Regions from separate parts of the Mus musculus genome. Here region 1 is linked to region 2. The links are chromatin contacts, found by Hi-C or POLR2A ChIA-PET in ENCODE. All regions are on one chromosome and are shown on one strand. Each heading gives the region's core, a stretch centred on a gene start or an enhancer-like site at or near the end of the contact. The rest is flanking DNA. Distances are from core to core; before and after follow the strand shown. Region 1 overlaps Maml3 (mastermind like transcriptional coactivator 3). Region 2 has its middle 16 kb from the start of Gm30074.

Region 1 (2,747 bases), core at 151-2,650, 450 kb after region 2:
TCTGGACATACTATGTAATATTTTCATGTAAATAGCAAAGCCCCAGCCACATCTTTGAGAGCAGCATTTAACACCACCCCAAAAGACCCAGAAGCTCTTAAGCACACATGCCTGCCCTCTGGGGACATGTGGCAGGGTGGCTGCTCTCAGCCCTGGCCTCTGAGCTTGCGTTCTCAAGCCAAGCTCCTCAGCCCCTGAAGAACCATTCTTTCAAGGCAGCAGAGGAAGGCGGTGGAGAGCCTCCCACATCCGATGACAGAGGGGAGTGCTGTGTGCACAGCAAGCGTAGCCCACCACAGAGACTGAAGGAACTGGGGTCCTCTCAGGAGGCGAGGGCCGCAGATATAGGTCACAGGTCACAGATATAGGTCAATAGTGGAGGGTGGTTGTTGTTGTTGTTTTTCGAGACAGGATTTCTTTGTATAGCCCTGGCTGTCCTGGAACTCACTCTGTAGACCAGGCTGACCTAGAACTCAGAAATCCACCTGCCTCTGCCTCCCAAGTGCTGGGACTAAAGGCGTTCGCCACTATGCCCAGCAATAGTGAAGCTCTTGCCTAGAAAGTAAGGAGTCTTTCAAACACATGGGGGAAAAAAATGCCACCGTTAGGCACTATGTGGGACAGGAATGAAATCTTAAAACTACTGCAAGTGCATCAAGAAAGGACATGCACATATCACACACACAGCATCCTCACCATACCACAGCAAGCATACAACACACACATACACACACCACACCGAACGCATACACATCACACATACATGTATATATCACATTCACCATATATACACACACATACACAACACATATACCCCTTCCCCCAACACACACACAGGAAATGGACATGCTCACCCAGTAGCAACTGGAGATCTCACACACACACACACACCAGGTACAAGACATACCCATAGCTCGCCCCCCAAACACACACACAAACAGAGGAAATGGCAGTATTCACCCAATAGCAGCTGAAGGACATAGACACACAGACACACATACATGCACAGACACACATATTCATATCCCACCCTCACACACACAGAGGAAATGGCAGTGCTCACATAGTAGCAGCTAGGGGTCATAGGCACAACAGAGGGAGAGGGAGAGAAAGAGAGAGAGAGAGATGTTATTGGGTGTTTGCCCAATAGCAGCTAGAGGTCACAGAGAGGTCATGGAGACAAAGTCCCAGCAGACTGAGGTTAAGTCACACCAGGAAGAGATGAGGGGTGAGTGACCCAGGGCCCTACTTGGTTGTTCCTCAGCAGACACAGGACTCTCACTGTCCTTGGAGTGGAATTGGCTCAGCCCCTGAGCCTGTGACTTGCCAGGATTGCATGGAATGCCATTGGAGATGCGAGACAATTTTAGAAACAGGAAATTGGAAGTGTGCTGCTTAAAATACTTGGGGCTGTGTGTACAAGAGAAGAGAGGGTCTGTGCATGTCTCAGAAGAGCGCTTGTGTGGACGCACCCAGGCTGGCTTGCGGGCAGCCAGGGCAGCCGGGAGGCATCAGGCTGGCCTGGCCTTGTCAGCTCCTGTCTTCCACAGAGACTGGCTTGTTTGGCATAGCCATTTTCTTTGCTTCAGAGTCAAAGCTGTCTGCCCCTTTTCTTCTCTCCTCCTGCACTGGCGGCGGCGGGGGTGGGGTGGGGACGTTGTTATATGTGGATACTCGGAAAAATAAACATGCATTTTAATATCCATGCTCCCCCACAGTCAGCAAGCGATTTCTTCCACCCAGGTGGAAAAAGGATAGGGCCTCTCTGACATGCTGGTTAGTCTGAAAACAGGCCGCTAAATGCATAATGAACAGCCTCAGAGGAGTCAATCTGCATGTTAAAATGGTGTTCAGCAGCCCAGGCTGTCACACAACATAATTTGAAGATGAATGTGCATCCAATCAGACGGCCGTTCGCTGACTGCAGAGTCCTGGCTATTAGGATTACCTGTCTGCTGGGTGGCCCCCAAATCTGTAGTGAGATGAATGGGGGTCCCCCTCAACCCTACCCAGATTTGCTAGAGCCAGACTAAGGTCAACATACAGATAACCTAAAGAGGACCCCAGCATAAAGACATGCTAGAGTCGGGAGATGGGCAGTGATGACAGAGAGGTATTTAGCCTGGCATTCAGTAGTTTTGAGCAGGTCTGCAACAGCAGGTCCTGCTGGCCACAGGCGTGGCTGGAGCCAGGGCCCGCCCGTCACTGCAGTTACAGCCTTCGCATGAATGATGCGCAAACCTCACTTTTGTCTCTGAGCGTTTGACACCAATTAGGACCTGACTCCAGGGGCAGAACTTCACAAGTACATGAGGAACACTGGAAAAATGAGGCTACAGACCAGAAATGAGCCATCTGCCTGGTAAAAACTGTATCCTCGAGGTAGCATTTACATGGGGACACCGGGCAGCGTGTCACTCATTGTCCCTTCCCACAGCTCCACAGCACAAAGGGGATTTCGGAGCCATGTTGCCTTTAAGGCCCTGTACTTGGAAAGCCTGCATGAACCTTTTTTTTTTTTTTTTTTTTTTTTAATTCTAAATGCCTGCTGGAGCTGCAGCTAAATGCCAAGCCCTGGGGAAGGCTTCATATTCGCTGCAGGTTTCATGCCTTGCTCCCGTCTTGAGGTTCCCAAATACTGAAAATAGGCAGCCTAAAGCCAAATTTGGGGCGTAGGAAATAGCAGTAAATAACATTATAAGGTCCTTCCTTGGTGGCGTCAAATCCTCTTCCGAAAGAAGGAGGGG
Region 2 (2,978 bases), core at 52-2,551:
AAAGGAGAAATAAATGAAGGAATTGCCACTGAGCTAGGAAGCCTGTCCGTCCCACCCCCTCAGTTTTCACCCATCTTCCTGCAAGGAAGCTCAATGGCTGCCAGAAAGGAAGAGACCATGGCTGTGAACTGGTCAGGCCAGAGGTTGCTGGGCATCAAAACGGCAAGAGGCAGGTCACAAAGACCAGGATGGGCAAAGCAGATCTTGTCCTGCCTTTATCTCTAATTAGTTGTGTGGCTTTGGATAAGCATTTCACCTCTCTCATCTGTCAAATGACAGGCTGGGACTAAGTTCTCCAATGTCTCCAACAGCTCTGGTAGGATAGCGGTGTGTGTGTGTGTGTGTTGGATTAGATTATTTTATTAAGGATCCATATGAAGGCTGTGAAGAAAAGCTGACTGTTTCTGCAAGCTGCAAAAGAGCAGACTCTGGAGGAGCTATGAAATGATCCACAAGGAATCCCTGCGGTGGGTTGAAAAACTATAGAATTATGGAATTGTGTGTAACACACAATCTGAGTGAGGCTCTCTGAGGCCATACAAAATGGGACACGCTAAAGCAAAGAACCCAGGCTTTTGAAGCCAGCCTATGCCCCTACTCCAGTCTCTCCCCATGATAATGCAGCACCGTGTGCTCACAATTAAATGTCAGCCACGGAAAACATTTCCCTTGGCTTTGTTGTTCCAGGACCGGATTCTTTTGTCCTCCATATAATGGATATGCAGAAACAATGACAGAACAGAGATTTTTTTTCTTTTCTAAAGCGATGACAAACACAGTGCTCCTTCCTCCCTCCCTCCTTTCCTCCCTCCTTTCTCCTTGTCCCCACCCCCTAAAATAAATCATTGTTCAGGAAAAAAAAAAAAATCCCATTGTCTATTGTCCACGGAGATCAAGATCTGCCTAGGAACAGTTCAGGCAGACGCTGCAGTGTTCCTAGATGGCCGGTAGGTGGCGCACGAAGGCAGTGCTGGCGGAAGCGCGGCCGGTGGCAAGGACGGGGTTGTCGCCTCCCGCAGCCGCCGCCCCCCCCCCCGCCCCCGGCCGCCCCCCTCCTTGCGTGCTAATTGCTGGAACCTCCACTGGGACTTAGGTCCCGGAGAAAGAGAGCGGGAAGGAGGCGGGGAAGGGAAGTGGGGGCTCTGGCTCCAAACACACAAAGCCTCTAGGGCCTCGGCGGCCCTGGGCAGGGCGCCCTCCCTCTGGTCTCTGTCCCCGGGAAGAGCTGCTGCATCCTTGGCTCCCGCCATAGGAGAACCGCGACCCTAGTGTGGGAGTCCCACACACCTCTGACCCCAGCCTCCCACGGGGCTTGGAGACCTGCCTCTGAGCAGCAGGAGGCTCCCAAGTAGACATCTGTCCCCGGCATCCACGCGTGTCCACCCCCAGGAGGAGTCACTGAGGACCTTGTCCCCTCTTCGTCGCTGGCCTGTGCTGGCACCTGGAGTCTAGATGTCTTACCTAGCCTCCAGCCTCTGCAGGAGAACCTGGTGTGAAGGTGTATAGGCAGGTGGGAGCTTTGTGACCTTGAATTTATTAATACCGTCCCCCGACTCCCCACCCTGCTCCCCAACCCTTCACCTCACCAGCCTATCAGTCACAGGCTGTGATACTTAGCCTTCTGAGTCTTGATTATTTATTTTAAGATAGTGCTTCACTTGGGGGCGTGGGGGTTGCAGACAGCACAAACAACTGTCTACAATCCTTAGGACAGACCTGGCATCGCTAGCACCAAGTTAGAAGGGAAAGGGGCACAACTGGATGTGCAAGTAAATGGCCATCAAGATGTCTGAGCTCCCATCTTTGGCTTTGCCAAAGCTGTGAGAGACCTCCTTCCTCTATTTGGAATTTATCCTCTTGTGATTTATACCCAGTCTCTGTTGCGACTCTCTGAGACAGGAGTGTATACCATTAGCTTTGGAGTCAGGCTTGCCAAGTTGAAGTCCTGGCTCCCCCATTTAGTAGCTGGTTAAACTTCATGGTTAGAATTGGACTACCTTACAGACAACAATGGAAGTTCGCTGAGATATCCACGGACATACCGGAGGTGAATCGAGCAATTGCTGACAGCAGCTTCTCTCATTTGAGTCAGAAAGGTCATTTCCCTTCCAGGAAGAGAACAGTAGTCCTGCGAGGCCACATTTCCCCCACAGGATTCCCAGCTATCACCCCAAACACTTTTGTTTGTTTGTTTGTTCTTGTTTTTTTGTTTTTTGTTTTCCAAGACGGGGTTTTTCTGTGTAGCCCTGACTGTCCTGGAACTCACTTTGTAGACCAGGCTGGCCTCCAACTCAGATATCCTCCTGCCTCTGCCTCCGGAGTACTGGGATTAAAGGCGTGTACCACGACACCCTGTCACCCCAAACACTTAAGGAGGCTTCTTAACTCTTGCTGGCCACCAGATGACTAGAGCCATACTCTAGTAGAAAAGAGCTTTGTAGGAGTGGGACTGGATTTAAAACTGTATTCTAAGCGCTGGTCTGTGCCTGGCGATTGGTGACTGCTTATCCCCATCTAGACACTGCTACCCAAGCAGAGATTGAATAGCAGTGAAGGAGGCACCATGCCTTGTCCTTGTTAGGGTATACTGAGAGAGAAATACATCTGTCATGCTCCGACCTGCCCAAGTCGGTTTAAGGACCCAGAAGCCCTTGACCTTTCTCTAAAAGGCTACTCAAGTGTTTCCACCTGCATCTGGTTTGTAGAACTCTTGCGGGAGGTTCAGGCATTAGGCAGACCATTCCTGCAGTCAGTTGCCACAGTTGGTGGCAGAGCCAAGAGGTAGATATAGTAGCTTGTCTTTGAGATGAGCTAAAACTTGCCTCTCAGTACACACACCCTTGTGTATTTCCTTCCCACGTTAAGGAAGAGTGACCGGTGCAAAGAAGTGGACATTGCACAATGACAGTATGATCCCTAAGGCCAGCACATAGGAGACAGTGTATCTGCTATCTCGCTTTCAAGAGTCACTCAACTCT

What was found. A loop is a pair of places that touch in the nucleus more often than their neighbours do. ChIA-PET counts read pairs that join two places held with the same protein, here RNA polymerase II (POLR2A).
Region 1: a loop to region 2 is called in a map of heart, with 2.3 times the contacts of the local background. The contact joins two enhancer-like sites. A Hi-C loop is called at or near these places in 1 of 37 maps with a recorded cell type or tissue (heart). POLR2A ChIA-PET finds 5 or more read pairs at or near these places in 1 of 5 experiments (Patski).

What each region holds. Positions count from the first base shown.
Region 1 is chr3:51,748,709-51,751,455 of GRCm38, reverse strand. The region is part of intron 2 of Maml3 (mastermind like transcriptional coactivator 3); the gene reads left to right. Among named protein-coding and RNA genes, the nearest start is that of Gm46803, 42 kb to the right of the region's middle. Within about 2 kb of position 1,400, at least 1 of the 3 ENCODE cell types and tissues checked has a DNase peak (open chromatin) inside an H3K27ac peak, as active enhancers do; it is heart, where a contact is called at or near this core.
Region 2 is chr3:52,194,499-52,197,476 of GRCm38, reverse strand. No RefSeq gene overlaps it. Among named protein-coding and RNA genes, the nearest start is that of Gm30074, 16 kb to the right of the region's middle. Within about 2 kb of position 1,301, at least 1 of the 3 ENCODE cell types and tissues checked has a DNase peak (open chromatin) inside an H3K27ac peak, as active enhancers do; it is heart, where a contact is called at or near this core.